Linked DNA regions of Homo sapiens: region 2 is linked to region 1. Evidence: chromatin loops called from intact Hi-C (ENCODE). Cell type or tissue: CD4-positive, alpha-beta T cell. All regions are shown on one strand. Links, peaks and the distances in the headings refer to the core of each region. The heading gives the core; the rest is flanking DNA. Region 1 overlaps MPHOSPH6 (M-phase phosphoprotein 6). Region 2 overlaps LOC105369213 (a long non-coding RNA gene).

Region 1 (10,102 bases), core at 1,515-9,514:
AAACAAAACTTTCTCAATTTTTAAAATGGCCAAAATATTTGAAAAGGCACTTCACAAAGGTAGATATGGAAATGGCCAAAAAGGAAGAAGTTCTTCAACATTATGTCATCAGGAAAATGCAAATTAAAAACCATAATAAGATGCCACTAAAATAGTTAAAAGTAAAAAGATACATAACTCCAAATGTTGGACTCTCACACTTCCTTAGTGAAAGTGTAAAATCATAGAACAAACTAGTCTGAAAATTTCTGTTAAAGTACAATTCCACAGTTACAAAAGAAATGAAAACATAACAAAACAAAACTTGAGTATGAATGTCATACCAGCTTTATCCATAAGCGTAAAAAAACAGGCTGGGTGTGGTGCCTCATACCTGTAATCCCAGCACTTTGGGTATCCGAGGCCAGCGATCACCTGAGATCAGGAGTTCAAGACCAGCCTGGCCAACATGGTCTCTATTAAAAATAAAATTAGCCGGGCATGGTGGTGCACGCCTGTAATCCCAGCTACTCCGGAGGCTGAGGCAGGAGAACCGCTTGAACCTGGGAAGCAGGCTGCAGTGAGCCGCGGTTGCGCCAGTGCACTGTAGCTTGGGCAACAGAGCGAGACTCCATTTCAAAAAAAATAAATAAATAAAAATAAAAAAATAAAAAACTGGAAACAACCCAATCATGAGTTCTTTAACATTATTAGTCATCAGGAAAATGCTAATTAAAAACCACAATGAGATGCCACTAGAATAAAATTAAAAAGATATCTAACTCCAAATGTTGAACTCTCATACTTCCTTAGTGAAAGTGTTATAACACTTCTCTATTAATGTCCATTAATAGAAGAATGAATAGATATACCGTGGTGTATCTGTAAAATGAAATACCACTTAGCAACAGAAACAAATTACTGATGTTCCAAAACAAGGATGAATATCCAAAACATTTTGCTGACACAGTTAAGCACATATTGCACAATTCCTTTTTTATGAAGTTCAAGAACAGACAAAATTAATCTACGGTTTAAGAAATCAGAACAGTGCTTGCATCAGAGCAGGAGTGAGACTGACTAGAAAGAGGGATGAAGATCTTTACGTGATGATGGAAATGTTTCCTTGATAGGAGTATGGTTTACAAAGATGCATGCACTATCAAAACACATACAGCTGTAGACTTAAGTACATTCCACTGAATGCAACCACCACCCACACACCCACACGTGCACACAGTTTAAGGGGAGATACTGAGGGCAGACTAGAGGAGAGGCGTCTTTTAAAAGAGTGGTCTGGATAGGCCTCTTGTCAGGGGTGACATCTGAGCAAGGACCAGGAGGCAGTGAGGAAGCAAGATATGAGGATGCCCAGGTGAAGAACACCTGAAGTCCCCATAAGTGGGGGCCCTGAGAAGGGAATCTAACCTGCCTGAGAAACATAAAGCCCCTGCAGTTGGAATGGAGACAATGCAGAGTAGTAGCAGGAGGTCAGAGTTACTTGCATGATAACATTAAGATGTCATCTTTTACTGTGTTGACATTTGCAGACTGTGCAAAAGCAACTCTGGGTAAAACGAATCTTAGCATGAGTGAAAGCAGCAGTGATACCAGACTACCCTGGTAGTTACATTCTTCACTGCCAGGCCCTCACAGTTCAAAGAAAAATGCCAGTTTCACATTAGAATGTTCTTGATGACACAGCACAAATTTATTTCTGTTAATCTTAGCCCTCAATTACTTTAAAAAATATTCGGTATACGAAATTGAAACTCTATATATAAGATACTTCTTAGCCGGGCGCAGTGGCTCACACCTGTAATCCCAGCAGTTTGGGAGGCCGAAGCAGGAGGATCACGAGGTCAGGAAATTGAGATCATCCTGGCTAATACGATGAAACCCTGTCTCTACTAAAAAAATACAAAAAAAAAAAAAAATTGGCTGGGCATAGCGGCGGGTGCCTGTAGTTCCAGCTACATTGGAGGCTGAGGCAGCAGAATGGTGTGAACCCGGGAGGTGGAGTTTGCAGTGAGCGGAGATCTCGCCACTGCACTCCAGCCTGGGTGACAGAGCGAGACTCCGTCTCAAAAAAAAAAAAAAAAAAAAAAAAAGATACTTCATCATAGTCAAATAATCTAACTGCACTTGTGTGACTGAACCGAGAGATGAATTAGACACTTTTTTTCAATGTCACACCGTAACTATGGTTTTGCGGGTTTGGGTTCTTTGGCAGACATTTTCTTGAAAATAAATAAAGTGAACCTGACACTTCAAGGGGAATAACTGACACTATTTACTGCCAATAACAAAATTCAAGCTTTCAAGCAAAAGTTAGAATTCCGAATAGCTTTTATCTGTCATCTTGGGCTTGATAGCTTCCCAACACTTAAAAGACTTTTCTGTTGAAACCCACGGTGATACTAATGAATGTGATTTTTGATATTGTATAACAAGATGAGTTAACACTGGGAAAATCTATACAACTCATTTTCCAAATGACAGATGCAGGATGTTAAGAAATCATATACAGGTAAAAGATCTATTTGGAATACAAGACAGACCAAGACATGAAAAATTCACTGGTGTTTTCAGATTCCACGTTGCAATTTACTCTGAAGAAACTACTACTGACTGAGTTTTGGAGTTGTACCAAAGAATTATCTGAAAAGGCCATTGAGATACTCCTCTCTTTTCAACTGTATCACCTGTGTGAGGGGGATTTTCTTTATATACTTCAACCAATACAACATGCTTTAACAGGCTGACTGCAGGCGTTCAGAGTCTAGCTGTCTTCTATTATGCCACAATGTTAAAGAGATTTGCAAAAACAGAAAACAGTGCCACTCTTCTCGTTAAATTTTTTGTCTTGAAAAAGTTATTTGTCATTAAAAATGTGTTAGGTAATGAATTTGTTATTTAAATAATTTTTAAAATTTCTTACATAGTAAATATTAACAAATATAAATCACACAAAACACTCTTTAGGTGTTCTAAATAAATTTTTTTTTTTGAGATGGAGTCTCATTCTGTTGCCCAGGCTGGAGTGCAGTAGCGCAATCTCGGCTCAATGCAACCTCCGCCTCCTGGATTCCAGTGATTCTCCTGCCTCAGCCTCCTGAGAAGCTGGGACTACAGGCACACGCCATCATGCCTGGCTAATTTTTTTTGTATTTTTAGTAGAGACGGGGTTTCACCATGTTAACCATGATGGTCTCGATCTCCTGACGTCGTGATCCGCCTGCCTCGGCCTCCCAAAGTGCTGGGATTACAGGTGTGAGCCACCGTGCCCGGCCTAGGAGTTCTAAATAATTTTTATAAATGCAAATAGCTTCTGAGTTCCAAAACTCTGAGAACCACTGTGATTTTGGTTCCTCTCTCACTGGCCCTCTAGTCTGGCTAGAAACTCACTTACTTCAGAACCGCCTCTCCCTGAGGGAATCTAAATTTGGGCACAGAACTTGCTGTTCAGCTTTTTCTATGAACTTGGGATTCCCTCTCAATTGCCCAATCTTATTCCTTATAGAGGGAGCAGCTGATGAGACCTCCTCAATTCCAAAGTAAATCATCTCTCTCAGGAAAGCACCATACATCAAAGCTTTCACTTAAGGCAAAGGAGGGACCCAGAGAAAGACAACCTCCAGAGGTCAGGACTGGATTCAGAGCAGGACTACTGGCCCCTCAGAGGTTTTTCCCACGGGTTTGCATTGACACCGTATCTTTAATATAAAAAGGAGCACAGGTGTTTTGTATCTACATGCATGGTTTTAAGAATTAGAAAAATTAATTACAGAGTTGGCAAGCAAGTGAAATATTTCAAAACTTACCTCTTTTTGTATTTTAATTATCCAATTTTCATTAATGAGGATAATTTTCAGGCTAAAACACACCCACAAAATTATTTCATAAATTTCGCAGATGAGAAACTACTGCTCAGAAAAAGCTGGACTTGCCTAAAGCCACAAATACCATGGCAAAACTCCAGTTAGAAAACCCTTCTCAGTGGGTCTCACATTCCTGCACATTTTTTGAGTGAGGCACTAACTGCCCGGTTGCTCTGGACTATCTTTGCAAGGATATCTGCATAGCGAGCAGCCTTGAAAAACAGTCTTCCTCTAAAGCGAAGGGCAGATTTGCTTACTGTCCAGCATAATACAGATGCCTCTCTTGGGGCCGAAGGCAAGTCTGCTTGTGGTCCGTTATCCAAGGTTCCAGTTTTCTAAGCTCAGGAGATCTCAGCTATGATGCAAATCCACTGGGTGCACAGCATCCACCTGGGCCACTTCACGCCATCCCTCATAGGAGTTGGGGACAAAAGAGAAATGACGCAAACTTGATGCTTGTGCTGCTTGCTGTACAGTAAGTCCTTTGTTTCTGATGGTGTTCAGGAGACACTACTCCCAAAATATGGCATCTTGGCATACTGAAAATTTTACACTGGAGGAATCTGAAAAATGACGTGCAGGTAGGATTTTCTGACTGTCCCCTGAAGCAGGTCATAAAAGCATCTCACATAAGAGGTGCCCTCCCTACACTCAGAGGAAAGCAACATCCTTATCTCAGAAGAAGGGACAGAGAGAGGAATCTGAACAAAAGACTTGCTAAGTTTCTCCTGGCTTATTACTCTTCGTTCATACCCCTTGCTCCCATCATATTTCTTCACAACTTTCCACTCTTCATCAAAGCTAACATAAAAACACTCAGGTTCAACCAGTTCTTCGGTATTCATTTTCTTATGAAGGCTCCTGTGTCACCTAAAACTTTTGTGAAATAAAAGTGTATACCTTTCTCTTTGTTAATCTGTCTTTTGTTACAGGGACCCCAACTAATGAACTTCAAATGGGTGGAAGGAAAGGCTATTGTCCCTCCCCTACATCTCAGACCCAGAAGGTTCCTATCTTCCACCAGCATCAGTGAAAGTGTGGCAGGCTAACTTGTTAGTTTCAGGTCCCTATAGCTTCTGACTCCAAACAGACCACAAAACACAAGTATAAGATGTACAATAGCCAAAAATACTTCTTAAACAACTTGCTACGGCAAAGGAGGAATTAAACTGCCTATACTTGCACACTCTTTCTGGACCATATCCTTGGGGAAAAAAACAATAAGGCAATAGATAGCAAAATCTTTCATCTGGTAAATTTCACTCCTAGGAATTCACACTATATCGGGTTCCCTGGAAACAGACTCTGAGACAGACATATATGCAGAAAACTTAGCAGGCAGTGTTGTTCAGCAGATGCCCTTCTAGGAAAACAGAGAAAGAAGGATTGGGCAGAGGGAGAAGATAATGGGCAATGTGGCTACACTAAGGCCTCAGCCACATATGAGAGCTCTGGAGTCAGGAATGCCCTTCAGTTGTTCCAAGTTGAGGCACAGCAGCTAGATCATCATTCCCCTACATGGTCTAGCCACTGGCTAAAAGTGTCCCCTGTGAGGCAGTGTTAACACTGAATAGCCCTAATTATCTTCACTGAATTACAGACTGATACGGCTGACATTAAAAATGGGAAAGTCGAGACTTTCAGAGCACAGACACATGCAATCTCCAAATTCACAGAATAGTTAAGACAACACTAGCAAAAAAGGATACACAAACATAAGTGAGTAGAAAGGAATGGGTGTACTTCATATATTCAGATATAAGGAAATACACACAATGGTGACAATCACTGTGCTTTATGCCTGGTGTTATGGTGACTGTTTTACATATATTACCTCATCTACTTCTCGGAATGTACTGGACAGGTACTATCATCATACCCAATACACAAATGACACAAAACAGGTTAAGTAACTCACCCAAGGTGACAAGTAAACAACTGGCGGAGCTGGGCATCAAACCCAGGTCTGCCTGACTTCAGAGCCCATGTGCTTAATCAACCAATCCATTCCATGATCTCCCTATTTAGAGTGTTAAAAACAACAACTCAATACAACACGTATACCAAGGACATGTCATCCATTCACCCCTCCAGACCTACTTCCCGTCTTCACCTGTTTCTCTGGCCTGGGAGGCTGACTTGAACGTAATGCACGGAAGGGCTCCTTTGCTGCCAGGTACCTGGCTCCCTTGCTAGGATGACCTTGGGCTGGCCGTACCCGTGAATGGAGGTAGCAGCTCCTGTAAGGTGCTCTCTCTACACAACTTATCTGCAGATTCGGTAGCAGCTATTCCCCACCCACCCGTTGACTCTGCAAGCTCAGGTGGTAATCACTCCCACTACACATGCTAGGAGGTGCTGCACTGCCCCGAGGGGCCCCCCTATGCCCCACCCACACCTTGATAGTCTCTCCTCAGTCTGAGAGTGTCATCTTCTCCTGCCAACATCCTGAGCTGATATACACACCTATACATAAACAGGATGCTGAGTAATGGCAAAAAGGCATTATTTACCTTCCCAGAAAGAAATGTAAAGGTCATTTTCTGGGAATAATATGCTGTATTAGGGGAAAAATACTGGAAACAAGATAGAAACAGTCCTGCTCTTTAATAAACAACTGGAAGGAACACTTTGGCAAGTTTACTTAAGGCATAAAAGTAAATTATAGCTCCAGCAGCAAAGGTCCCTTCCTCCCTGTGACCCTGCCCCTGGCACTATCTTCTCCCTCCTCACCAACATCTTGCTTCCTCTGAGAAGCAGAGAAAAAAAGTACCTTCTCCCGATCCCTCCTGGTGGGACATACTTTCTATCTTTAGAGAAGGGTATCTAACCTTCAAACAATGTCCAGAGGTCAGCCAAATGAACAGGGGAATATAACATTCCAAATCAAAGCCCAAACATCAGGTACAGAATGGAAACACATAAATGTGCCTCAAGACAGTAAGCAGCATCTTCAGTCATTTGACCAAAGTTTAAGTAAAACTACCATACAACAGAGCTTACTAAGGTGAGGAAAGTATCAGGGAAAAATGAAAAATAGCTTCCAGAAGGATTCAGCTAAATTAATGGATGAAATAAATCCAACACTCCTTCATTCAAAATTGTTGATCAGGCACCAGCCAAGCTTAGGGGTGGGCCAGAAACTGTCTACCCCAGCCTTCAGCACTGACTAGCTGGGTGAAGCTGGGCAAGTTACCCTCCCTTAAGCTCAGTTCCTCAACTACAAAGTGACAGAATCATAGGAGGCAGTTCCTAAGTTTGCTACGAAGATTCAATAACTACAGATGTAAAGTGTTTAGCCCAGTTCCTGGTACACACTATAGATTCAGTAAATGTTAGCTAAAATGGATGGTATTACAAGTAGTAACAATTTAAAAGAAGAAACAAAAACTTCTGACCTGCCTTAAAATGCTCAACCTAATGAACTCTGTAACCGAAACAAAACTGGAGAGACCTGAAGTACACCCCTAATCTTTAGAACTTAAGGTGATAGAGAGAACATTACAGCTTCCCCAAAGGTCTGCTGTTACTATCAGAGATATGTGGGCTAGGTTCCTTCATTCAATGTAAAAAAGGACAAAATAGTGGCTGGGAGGGGGAGTAGTAAAAATGTATAAATCCATGTACAACTTCTATAGGTTTAATATTTTTTAGTTGTGCTACTAAATCAATAAACTGAACAGAAACAATTTCATGGGCTTTATGTCACCGGAATGATGAGTTAAATTTACCAGGAGTTTCCTTCTGAATGCCACAAGCATCATCAGTATCAATTTTAATAAACCTACTCTTTCTCTTTAAGCTCTGGCAAATCCAAGTACCAGTGCTCTTCACTAATGATTTTCTTTTCTTCTTCTTCTAGTTGTTTCTTGGTTTCTGAGTCCAGTCCCCTTTGCATAAACTGTGAAAACAAACAAAATCAATGTCAGAAACTTTTCCCATTTTAGAACTGAGGAAACCCCAAATAATTTTCTTCTTCTACTTGTTCTCCTTCATTTATCTATGGAACCCATCTCAAGATTGAGGGTTGGGGCAAGTGATCAAACGGTTTAGCTCTACCCTTCCAACTTTACACTAGACGATGAGGGCTTGTGTCAGGGCATGAGAAAATGCACAATGTATATTTCCTTCGGAAAACTTAAGGGCTAAGACACCACATTCGAAGGTCTTGTGCTCACCCACAGAGCCCACTGGCTTTGGCACCTGCTGATCTGGGGTTGAAATGCCCTTCTTATCCTCTTCCACCTGGCCAACTCCTCGCCCGTCTGACATAGGTAAAGCTACTAGACTTCTATGAGTGCCAGTAAAATCAGTGCCTCTGTCCTAAATGCTTCCATGGCTCCCTCCAATAGACTCACCACATCTGAACTTTCTGAGCATCTATCTTTTCTGGAGACCTTAAGGACTGGGTGTCTGGGTCATCTCCTTCATCTGTCCCAATATGATGACTGAAGCACAGTAAGAGCCCGATAAATGTAGGCAGAAGCAAAGGTACATCTATAAGTCTGCTCTTCGTTTTTATTTTTCCTCTGAAATGCTGCTAAACTCTTGAGCTGCTCTTATCAAATCTGCAGAAAGTTGACTCAAAATATGGCAGTAAATAACAGTCCTGCTGCCAGTCTCTCACTAGCATGAATACCTGTATTTCTTCAGGGAACAAGTGAACAAACTTAAGAGGCTAACCACAGCAACAAGATAAAATATCAACACTGGAGAAAATAAAATCAGAAAATACCCAGAAGCCTCCTAGCAGTTAGGTTTCAGCTTCCACTGGTTTCTATGTATCCCCCATTTCTTTCCCTTATTCAGGTCCGATATTTCTTTTTTATTTTTTTTTTTATTTTTTTTTTTTGAGACAGAGTCTCACTCTGTCGCCCAGGCTGGAGTGTAGTGGCACGATCTCAGCTCACTGCAACCTCTGCCTCCTAGGTTCAAGAGGTTCTCCTGCCTCAGCTTCTCGAGTAGCTGAGATTACGCGCCTGCCACCACACCCAGCTAATTTTTCTGTTTTTAGTAGAGACGGGGGTTCACCACTTTGGCCAGGCTGGTCTCAAACTCCTGACTTTGTGATCCACCCGCCTCGGCCTCCCAAAGTGCTGGGATTACAGGTGTGAGCCGCTGCGCCCGGCCCAGGTCCCATATTTCTCCTCCTTCTATTCCACCTTTTCCAAACATAAGCCTTTTTAGGCATAAGCACTTTAACAATGACTACTAAGTTAAATGAAAAAACCTTAACGTTCACGAATAAAATAGTCATGCACTGCAAAATGATGTTTGGTCGACGATGGAACCCATATATGACAGTGGTCCCATAAGATTACAATGCTGCATTTTTATTGTACCTTTTCTATATCTAGATATGTTTAGATACACAGACACCACTGTGTTACAACTGCCTACAGTATTCAGTACAGTAGCATGCTGTATAGGTTTGCAGCCTACGAACAACAGGCTGTACCATATAGCCTAAGTGTGTGGTAGGCTATACCATCCAGGTTTGCGTAGATGAACCCTATGATGCTCTCACAATGATGAAATCACCTAACAATGCATGTTTCAGAACGTATCCCTGTTGTTAAATCATGTGTTAAGTAACACATGATGGTGATAACATCAAGTGCTGAAGAGAATGTGAAGAAACTGATCACTCAAACATAGCTGGTGGGAAAGTAAATGGTACAGCCACTGTGGAAAACAGCATGGCAGTTTCTTAGCAAACTAAACATACACTTACCATATGACCCAGCAACCGTCCACGCAAAATGAGTGCGTGTAAAATGGTGAAATCTGCGTCAGCTCACTGTCAATGTCCTGGCTCTTTATCATATCCTAGTGTTGTAAAATGTTGCCGCTAGGGGAGGTGGCATGAAGGACGCACGGGATATCCCTGTACACTTTTTGCAACTTCCTGTGAATCTATCACTATTTTAAGTAAAAAGTAAAAGAAAACAAGTTTGCAGACTAGTGTTTTGCAGTCGTCATCCATTTTACCTGTGTGTACATCCTCATCCCAGGAAAGAACTGCAGTTTCTGGAATGTGCACGCTATACTTCCCAGTCCTTTTGCCTTTGCGACTTAACACGTTTCCATTTTCTGCCTGGCAAAATATTTACTCTTTTAAGCCTACAGTGTGTGTCCTTTGGTAAGACTTCCTGGTTGGCATTTGGCTTGGCTCTTCCTAGGTCTGCTCCTATAAAGAAGCACATTCTCAAGACAGCCTCATCAACACTGGAATATTGTTC
Region 2 (10,102 bases), core at 597-8,596, 410 kb before region 1:
CTGGGATTGCAAGCCTGCGCCACCGCACCCGGCCAAGGCCCTTAGTTTGAGATAGCCTGGCCAACATGGTGAAACTCCATCTCTACTAAAAATACAAAATTTAGCTGGGCTTGGTGGCACATGCGTATAATCCCAGCTACTCAGGAGGCTGAGGCATGAGAATTGCTTGAACCTGGAAGGTGGAAGTTGCAGTAAGTCGAGATGGTGCCACTGTACTCTAGCCTGGGTGACAGAGTGAGACTTTGTCTCAAACTTAAAAAATTAAAAAAAAAAAAATGAAAAAAGAAAGGTGCAGAGCAGAGTATGCAGAATGCTGCATTTTTGTGGAAATGCTCAAAGACTGAGTCTGAAAGGAGACACAAGAAAGAGGTGACTAAGGATGTCTCGGAGAGGAGAACTGGTTTGGGGGAGGGGACATTAGGGGTAAACAGGGGACTTCTTGCACTTACCCCTTGAGACCTTTTGAATGGCATGCCATGTGCCTGTATAAACTATTCAAATTGCAAAAAAATAACTTCAAAGAAGACTGTTTCTGGGAAAGCACTTGTGGTCAGAAAACCCCAGACTCGGATCTCCTATTCCCCATTTGTAGACTTGATGGTAAACCCAAACAGAAGGAAGGAAAGCCAGTGACTTTCATATCTGTTTCCACATCTTATCCTCATTACAACCCTGTGAACCAGTTAGGTTTTATCGGGCACATTTGACAGATTAGGAAAATTGAGGCTCAGAGAGGCTCGGTGAGATGCTGGCAGAGCTGGGATTGAAACAGTCTTGACTATGACTGTACCTGGCTCCTTCCCTCCTGCAGGGGACCTCTCCAGGCACTGAGGCCTGTGGCGGGGGGTGGCAGGAGAGAGCTCAGGGTGGAAGATGTGGGTGAGGTTTACTTCCAGGCTGTGGTGCTCACTAAAGCTCCTTTCCACTGCGACTTTCACAAGGGGGCCCCTCAGTCAGGAAACAGCAGTCTAGGATGCCGGGCAGCCAAACCAGGGTTTGATTTACATGTTCTCACACTACTGGTTGGGTGGTTTATTTGGGAAGGTAGGAGCTAACTCAGCCAAAGATCCTGTTCTCTGAACCCATCTGGGTTGCTTTTTAACATCTCTATAATCCCTGAAGATGTAGATTTTAAAAAATCACTTGATTGATTTTTGTCAAATTATATGCCTTAAACAAACTAAACTTTTTCATTAAATAAATTATATTTTATTTTTTATTTTTTTGCGATGGAGTCTCATTCACTCTGTCATCCAGGCCGGAGTGCAGTGGTGTGATCTTGGCTCCTGGCAACCTCTGCCTCCTGGGTTCAAGCAATTCTCCTGCCTCAGCCTCCTGAGTAGCTGGGATTACAGGCGCCTGCCACCAAGCCCAGCTAATTATGTGTATTTTTAGTAGAGACGAGGTTTTACCATGTTGGCCAGGCTTGTCTCAAACTCCTGACCTCAAGTGATCCATCCGCCTTGGCCTCCCAAACTGCTGGAATGACAGGCGTGAGCCACTGTGCCTGGCCTTCATTAAATAAATTTAAAGAAATAGATGAGTGTTACCAATTCAAGCAATGAAGTATTTGGAGGGCAATTTGGTGTTTCTGTCAAAATTGTTTTGGTATGTGTCCAGCATTTACACAGCAAATGATTTATCTTTCCCTGTGGATATACTCACCCCACTGTTCAAGGATACATGTCCAAAGATGCATTGCTTATGAAGCAAAGACACAAACCTAGAAAGAGCTGAGATGTCCCTCAATGGACAGCTGCTTCACTTAAGTGTAATCCATCTACGCGGCGGAATGCAAGGTACCATGGTTGAGAAAAAGAAAGCTGGCTGGATTTGCTGACCTAGAAAGAGATCTGCAATATACCGTTAAGTAAAAACAACAGTAGAATAATATGATCCCATTGTGAAAAAAAAAAAGTTAAAAACACATAGAGGTATCTATGTTTTAGCAAACATAGAAAACAATGTATAAGATCCAGCAATTTGGCTGGGTGTGGTGGCTCATGCCTGTAATCCCAGCACTTTGGGAGAACAAGGCGGACAGATCACCTCAGGCCAGGAGTTCAAGACCAGCTTGGCCAACATGGTGAAATTCCATCTCTGCTAAAAATACAACAACAACAACAAAAATTAGCTGGACATGGTGGCGGGCATCCGTAATCCTAGCTACTCAGGAGGTTGAGACAGAAGAATCCCTTGAACCTGGGAGGGGAAGATTGCAGTGAGCTGAGATCTCACCACTGCACTCCAGCCTGGGTGGTGATAGAGTGAGACTCTGTCTCAAAAAAAAAAAAAAAAAAAATCCAGCACAGCAATCCCACTTCTGGATATTTACCCAAAAGATTTGAAATCAGTTTGTTGAAAGATGTCTGCACTGTCAGGTTCATTGCAGCATCATTCATAATAGCTGAGTTATGGAATCAACCTAAATGTCCATCAACAGATTAATGCATAAAGAAAACGTGCCACATATTTACAATGGACTACTATTCAGCATTTAAAAAGCAGAATGGGGACTGGAGATTTTTTTTTTTTTTTTTTTTTTGAGATAGAGTCTCCCTCTTTTGCCCAGGCTGGAGTGCAGTGGCGCGATCTCGGCTCACTGCAAGCTCCGCCTCCCGGGTTCATGCCATTCTCCTGCCTCAGCCTCCCGAGTACTTGGGACTACAGGCGCCTGCCACCACACCTGCACCTGGCTAATTTTTTGTATTTTTAGTAGAGATGGGGTTTCAACATGTTAGCCAGGTTGGTCTCGATCTCCTGACCTCAAGATCCACCCACCTCAGCCTCCCAAAGTGCTGGGATTACAGGCGTGAGCCACCGCACCCAGCTTTTTTTTTTTTTTTTTTTTTTTTTTCAAACAGAGTTTCACTCTTGTTGTCCAGACTGGAGTACGGTAGTGCAATCTTGGCTCACTACAACCTCCACCTCCAGGGTTTAAGTGATTCTCCTGCCTCAGCCTCCTCAGTAGCTGGTATTACAGGTGCATTCCACCATGCCCAGCTAATTTTAGTATGTTTAGTAGAGATGGGGTTTCACTATGTTGGCCAGGCTGGTCTCAAACTCCTGACCTCAGGTGATCCACCTGCCTCAGCCTCCCATAGTGCTGGGATTACAGGCATGAGCCACTGCCTCCAGCCTGGAACTAGAGATTGATGGCCAGGGAAATTCTGTCATTTGCGACAACATGGATAAAGATGGAGAACATTATGCTAAGTGAAATAAGCCAGGCCCAGAAAGACAAGTGTCACATGTTCTCACTTATATGTGGAATCTAAAACAGTCAAACTCATAGAAGCAGAGAGTAGAATGGTGGTTACAGAGGCTCGAGGACGGGAAATGGGGAGATGGTGGTCAAAGCATACAAAATCTCAGATAGGAGGAATATGGGTTTTTTTTGAGACCTATTGTATGGCGTGGTAAATGTCATTAATAATAGAGTATGGTACATTTCAAAATTGCTAAGAGAGTAAATTCAAACAGTCTCATCACAAAAAAGTTAAGTGTTTGAGGTGATGGATATGTTAACTAGCTTTAATTATTCCACGTTGTATTCATAGATCATAATGTCACTTTTTACCCTATAAATATGTAAAAGAGTCCGGGTGCAGTGGCTCACAGCTGTAATCCTAGCCCTTTGGGAAGTCACGGTGGGTGGATCACCTGAGGTCAGGAGTTCAAGAGCAGCCTGGCCACCATGGTGAAATCTTGTCTCTACTAAAAATATAAACATTAGGTGGATATGGTGGCAGGCGTCTGTAATCTTAGCTACTCGGGAGGCTGAGGTGGGAGATTTGCTTGAGCCTGGGAGGCGGAGGTTGCAGTGAGCCGAGATTGTGCCACTGCACTCCAGCCTGGCCAACAAAGCAAGAGTCTATCTCAAAAAATAAATATAAAAAAAATATAATATATGTATATAATATATATAAAAGAGCTAGGATTTGAACCTGCAACTCTTCACTGTGATGTAGGCCCCGTCTATCACGTATGAACTATGAGCCTGCTGAGTGCTGGGTGCTGAGCTGGGAGCTCCCACTGTTCCCCAACACTGCGTCTCAGAGTTCCCTGATGCTGGAAGCCTGGAGGCCCTCACAATTCTAGGGTGTTTTTAGAATATCATTGTGGGGTGAAAGCAGGTTCCAGCTTCCCCAGGTGGAAGGTTCCAAGAAGCACCCGGCCAGCTCTGAGAAGTACCCGGCCAGCTCCTCCACTCTGCCTGACAGGGAGGGGACTGTGAGGGTTGGGACACGTCCTCTTTTAAGGCTCTCTCTTGCTGGCTTCTGACCACTTCCTCTTTTTCCTGGGGTGGAGGCGGCTGGCCGTGGCAGCACTAATAGCAGCTGGGGGCGGAGCAGGCCTCCAAAAACCCTCCCGGAGTGGCTCAGCCCCTCGGCTGAGGGCAGGAGAGCAAGAGTCCACTTCAGCTTCCATCTGAGGTCTCTGTGAGCCCCCAAAGGAGGGGCTGGGAGAGGTGGTCCCCTTAGCTCCCCCTCCCCAGCCAGAACAGAATCACTGACCCTGAGGCTTGGCCTGGGCTGCATCTGCTTCCAGCAACTTCCATGAAGGACGTGACTGTAGACGAGGCCCACTCCTTGCACGGCCAGGGCCCTCAGGGTGCCCAGGGAAGTGAGGGCCAGTGCTGGAAGCTCCAGCCTAGCACTGGGCACCTCCCCGGTGAGTGGCTGTTGGGGGCAGAGCTGCCAGCAGGGAGAGGACAGCTATGAAAGACGTGGCTCCAGGCCTTGCACTGCCACCTGTCAACTCGGGGCTTTGGGCAGGCTGCTTTTCTCCTTTGGGCCTCAGTTTCCTCATCTGTGTAGTGGAGACCAACCACGGTACTTCGAAGGTCTGTAGAAATTCCTGGTACACAGCAAGTGCTTAATAATGGTATGAGCTACTATTAGCTAGTGCCTGTGGCTCAGTCTGAGCTGTCCAGGGTGCCCCACCAGCTTCTGCTGAGGATGGCCAGTGGCAGCTCAGCTCTGCTCCCGGCCTCGCACCCTTCCACACCCCCTCGGCCCTGCCTCTCCCCGCCACCTCAGCCTGGCTTCCCACCTGTGGCAGGTGCAACCAAGCTCAGGTCCACACAGCACGAGCTTTAGTTTTCCCACTCACAGCCCCATTGAGCCAATTTGGTAAAACATCCACATTGGTCATTGGTGGGTTATGCCAAGTTCAGCATTGTGTTAAAGTCCTGGCAGGTTTTTTTTTTTTTTTTTTTTTTTTGTATTCTGGTTAAATATGTATAATATAAAATTTACCATTTTGACCATTTAATTTAATTTTTTTTTTTTTTGAGATGGAGTCTCACTCTGTTGCCCAAGCTGGAGTGCAGTAGTTGTATCTTGGCTCACTGATGCCTCCACCTCCCAGGTTCAAGCGATTCTCCTGTATCAGCCTCATTAGTAGCTGGGATTATAGGCGCACATTACCACGCCCAGCTAATTTTTGTATTTTCAGTAGAGAAGGGTTTCACCATGTTGGCCAGGCTGACCTGGCCTCAAGTGATCTCCCTGCCTTGGCCTCCCAAAGTACTGGGATTACAGGCATGAGCCACTGCACCCAGCAGTGCTGACTTTTGGGAGGGGATGAGGGAACCAGGAGGTGACAGATGCCACAGCCACTAATGCAGATGCCACAGCCATGACTGTAGGATGGGGAAAATATGAAGGGAGCTCAGCCGTTTTATCTCCAGGAGAAGCAGCTGGAGGGCTGGGAGAGGGCCTGGGGAGTGGGAAGTGGCTGCGGAGGTGAGACTCCCCCATCCCTGGGCCAACAGCCAGGGCTCCATGGTTGGGCTAGATGGTCCCACCTTGGGTGGAGGCTGAGCCTGTGTGAGGCGCTGCCCTGTGTCTTCTCTTGCCTGGCCTGGCCGCCATCACAGGCCCACCCCCGGGGAGAAGATTCTAGGAGGAAAGTCCAGGCCAGGCCTGAAAGGACTTCGCTCCTTGGTAACTATCCCTCAGGGTTGACCCAGTGACACAGGTTCTAGGGACCCACTTCTAGGTTTGCCGCCTCCATCTCCATCTCCGTCTCCACCTCCACCTGAGTTGAGAGGGGATGGAGAAGCTTCCTGGGGAAACTCTGCCCTTCTCCACCCATCCCCACCTCCTTCCCTTCCCTCCCCATCTCATTCCCTCCCCTCCCCACCTCCTTCCCTCGCCTCCCCCACCTCCTTCCCCTGTCACCTCCTTCCCGCCCATCCCCACCTCCTCCCCTCCCCTCCCCACCTCCTCCCCACCCCTCCCCACCTCCTCCCCTCCCCTCCCCACCTCCTCCCCACCCCTCCCCACCTCCTCCCCACCTCCTCCCCACCACCTCATTTCCACCCCTCCTCACCTCATTCCCCTCCTTTCCCATCTCCTTTCCATTTCCTTTTGCCTATACCTTGTACCAAGCTGGGTGGTGATCCACTTGGAAATTCACAAAGCAGTGCACAGCACTTCACAGTTTGTCAAGGACCTGGTAAGGTGTAGGTGCTCAATACTTGCTTTAGTGAATGAATGACTGTGGGGCCCCATGGCAGAGCTCACTAGTGGGAACCTCACGTGTCTCCCTAGCAATGTCAAAGGCCTGTCTGAAGTATGTGTGGGAGGGATCCCCAAAAGGGACACCAATAACTGCTCTGGGATATTTAATAAAATATGCTATGAAGATTGAATGGAATAATGTGTAGGAAATGCCTGCTACATTGTAGGTATTCAAACTTTAGTTATCATTATTATCTTTTATTTTAAAGAATAATCTGATTCTGGATCAGAAGCAGTGACTCCCACAAAGGTCATCAAAAAGGGAATGGTGCAAAGTGAGAGAACATTGGCAGAGGAAGAACCAGCTGTGTGTCCTTAGGCAAATTGCTTACCCTCTCTGAGCCCCCATTGCCTGATCTGTCAAATGGGTCTGGAAATCCTCACTTCCTCTGCTATTGTGGTAGGCATCAGATGAGATAAAAGATGAGTTCAGTCTTAGCAAGCAGGGAAGAGAAGCCCAGCTGAGCTGAGAGGTGGCTGACAATGGGAAACCACCCCAAGCCTGTTCCTTTATTTTTTATTTTTATTTATATATATATTTTTTGAGACAAGGCCTCACTCTGTCACCCAGGCTGGAGTACGGTGCCGTCATCGTGGCTCACTGCAGCCTTGACCTCCTGGGCTCAAGTGATCCTCCCGCCTCAGTCTCCCAAGTAGCTGGGGCTACAGGCATGCACCACCATGCCTGGCTAATTTTGTATTTTTTTTTTTTTTTGGTAGAGATGAGGTGTCACTATGTTGCCCAGGCTGGTCTCAAACTTCTGAGCTCTAGTGATCTGCCCACCTCGGCCTCCCAAAGTGCTGGGATTACAAGCGTGAGCCACCAAACCTGGCTTCAGCCTGTTTCTTTAACGTCAGCTTCTCTTATTTTTTGAGACAGAGTTTCACTCTGTCGCCCAAGCTGGAGTGGGGTGGTGTGATCTTGGCTCACTGTAACCTCTGCCTCCTGGGTTCAAGTGATTCTCGTCCCTCAGCGTCCCGAGTAGCTGGGATTACAGGCACCCGCCACCACATGCAGTTAATTTTTGTATTTTTAGTAGAGATGGGGTTTTACCATGTTGGCCAGGCTAGTCTCCAATTCCTGACCTCAAGTGATCCGCCTGCCTCGGCCTCCCAAAGTGCTGGGACTACAGGTGTGAGCCACTGCACCCAGCCTCAGCCTGTTCCTTTAACATCAGCTTCTGAAACTATCTCTGCAGAAGTTCTGAGGGTACCCCTCACTCAAGCTCCAGGCGTCAGGAAAAGAACATTCCACGAAGTCCATCTGGAAGACGGTCCTTTCCCTGCTGCCCCCAGGTAAGCACATGGCCTCCAATCTGTCCTCGACCAAACCCTGACTCCAGGCCAGTCAGCAGCACCGAGCCTGGCCTGTTTCCATGGAGAACAGGAAAGGCACCAGTGTGTCTGGGAGGAAAGACGGCTTCCTGTTCAAAGCCACAGATAGGATGGCCATAAAGCAGGGTAGTAGAATTGTCATTATTCCGCAAGATCAAATAGGGCTGCTAAGCCCAGGAACCGTCGGGGAGGCCCAATGGATGGGCCACATTTCCCCTGCAAGGCCAACTGGCAAGTGGCCACTGCCCCCTACCGCCTTTCAGATAGGGCTTCCTGTAGGAGTATGCTGCTATGCCGGGCTATTATTGTCAGTATTCACTGAGTGCATAGTATATGCCAGTCACTGACCTCAGCGATCTGTAAGATTTATCTCCTTTAATCCTCAGAACAAACTGCTATCTTATACGGCAGCTATTATTATTAACCCCATTTTACAGATGAGGGAACGGAGGCAGAGAGAGGTTAAGTATGTTGCCCAAGGTCACACAGTGGAGGAGCCAAGCCTGTACTCAATCCAGGTCATCTGAAACCAGAGCTTATGAAGGTGACCACACCATACAGTGTCTCAGGACAGGGGAGGCCAGGCACAGAGGTGGTGGGGGAAAGAAGGAAGCTAAGTGAGAGGTACCAGGTCCCAAGTGAACCCCTCATTAATACTGGTGTTGAAGAGGCGTGGACTTCGTGAGGCGGGTGTTATTGGCACTGTTTTACAGATAAGGAGCTGAGAGCCCAGAGAGACAGTGAGTTGCCCAAACAACAAAGCTGCGTTTGAGCCTAGATGTGTCTACTGCACAGCCTGGCTCTTCAGTGAGCTTGCTGCCTTATCCTGCTTCTTCAGCAGTTTGTTCCGAGTCTGATCTGTCTTGAGAGCCCCACAGCCTGGGGCACAGGCCTGGAACACACACACCGCGCCTCTACGCCTGTTTTTAGAAATTGTGTATGGGATTCCAGTGGTTCCTACTTGCTGCTACTTTGGGCAAAGGAGAGGAAATGTGGTAGGAAGTGTAGTGACTCTGTATCTTGGTGAGTGGTTGTTTGCCTGAGCTCAGATGCTGCTGGAATGAAGAGTTTTGAAAAGACAATCATTTTGGAATAGTTGCATCTCTTTTACTTTTGGGTGAGTCAAAGGAAAAAGGGAGCTCTAGGAGGGACCACATTGGAAATTCCATCCACCCACTCATCCACCCATCCGATCATTCAATCATCTCTTTATCCAATCATTCATCCATTCATCCATCCACCCACCCATTTTCTGGGCTCCAATTTTCTGCTAGGCCCTGGAAACAAAACACACAAAACCCCCAAACAAACAAAAAAACAAAAGAGTAAAAGCCTCATAGAAAAAAAAGCTGTTTAGTGACCAGCCTGGCCAAGATGGTGAAACCCCGTCTCTACTAAAAATATAAACATTAGCCGGGCGCGGTGGCAGGTGGCTGTAATCCCAGCTACTTGGGAGGCTGAGGCAAGAGAATCGCTTGAATCCAGGAGACAGAGGTGCAGAAGAGCCGAGAAAGCGCCACTGTACTCCAGCCTGGGTGACAGAGTGAGACTCTGTCTCAAAAAAGAAAAAAGACAAGAAAAAAGAAAAAAAGCTGTTGTTTCACATTTTCCTCCAGCACTTCCTATTTTTTACATTTGGAAAAGAGCTTTATTGAGATATAATTCATGTATCACGCAATTCACCCATTTAAAGTGTGATTCGATGGCTTATAGTGTATTCACAGAGCACTGACATCATCACCACAATCAATTTTTGAAACTTTTCATCACCCCCAAACAGAAACCCAGTACCCCTTAGGCCGTCACTCCCTATACCCCCTTCCCCCACCCCTTCAATTACTCATCTACTTTCTTTCTCTGTGGATTTGCCTATTCCGGACATTTCATGTACATAGAATCATATAATATGTGGCCTTTTGTGTCAGGCTTCTTTCACTTAGCATCATGTGCTGTCGTTATTGTTGCTGTTTTGTTTTGTTTTGTTTTTTGAGGCACTGTCTCGATCTGTCACCCAGGCTGGAGCGCAGTGGTGTGATCTCAGCTCTCTGCAGCTTCCACCTCACGGGCTCAAGCGATCCTCCCACCTCAGCCTCCTGAGTAACTGGGACCACAGGCGCTCGCCACCAGGCCTGGCTAGATTTTTGTATTATTTTGCAGAGATGGGGTTTCGCGGTGTTCCTCAGGCTGATTTCAAAGTCCTGGGCTCAAGCGATCTGCCTGCCTGGGCCTCCCAAAGT

Evidence for each region. Hi-C counts contacts between places; a loop is a spot of excess contacts. Peaks named below come from ENCODE experiments on the same cell type or tissue, not always from the same donor. Only the 100,000 strongest peaks of a DNase experiment are listed, where the experiment ranks them.
Region 2: a loop joins it to region 1, with 6 times the contacts of the local background. A loop is called at or near these places in 3 of 110 quality-filtered maps.

The regions. Positions count from the first base shown.
Region 1 is chr16:82,156,434-82,166,535 of GRCh38, forward strand. It overlaps MPHOSPH6 (M-phase phosphoprotein 6), which reads right to left. Exons shown (of 5, transcript NM_005792.2): 2 at 7,649-7,761. Among named protein-coding and RNA genes, the nearest start is that of MPHOSPH6, 8.7 kb to the right of the region's middle. RefSeq lists enhancers at 4,295-4,439, 6,698-6,842, 9,351-9,495, 9,488-9,632 and cis regulatory regions at 4,367, 6,770, 9,423, 9,560. In CD4-positive, alpha-beta T cell, for the core only: no CTCF peak of the experiment used is centred there; no DNase peak of the experiment used is centred there.
Region 2 is chr16:81,748,141-81,758,242 of GRCh38, forward strand. It overlaps LOC105369213 (a long non-coding RNA gene), which reads left to right. Exons shown (of 4, transcript NR_189584.1): 3 at 7,730-7,826. It also overlaps a transcript of PLCG2 not described here. Among named protein-coding and RNA genes, the nearest start is that of PLCG2, 26 kb to the right of the region's middle. RefSeq lists enhancers at 692-761, 3,926-4,534, 4,535-5,142. In CD4-positive, alpha-beta T cell, for the core only: no CTCF peak of the experiment used is centred there; a DNase peak (open chromatin) is centred at 4,271.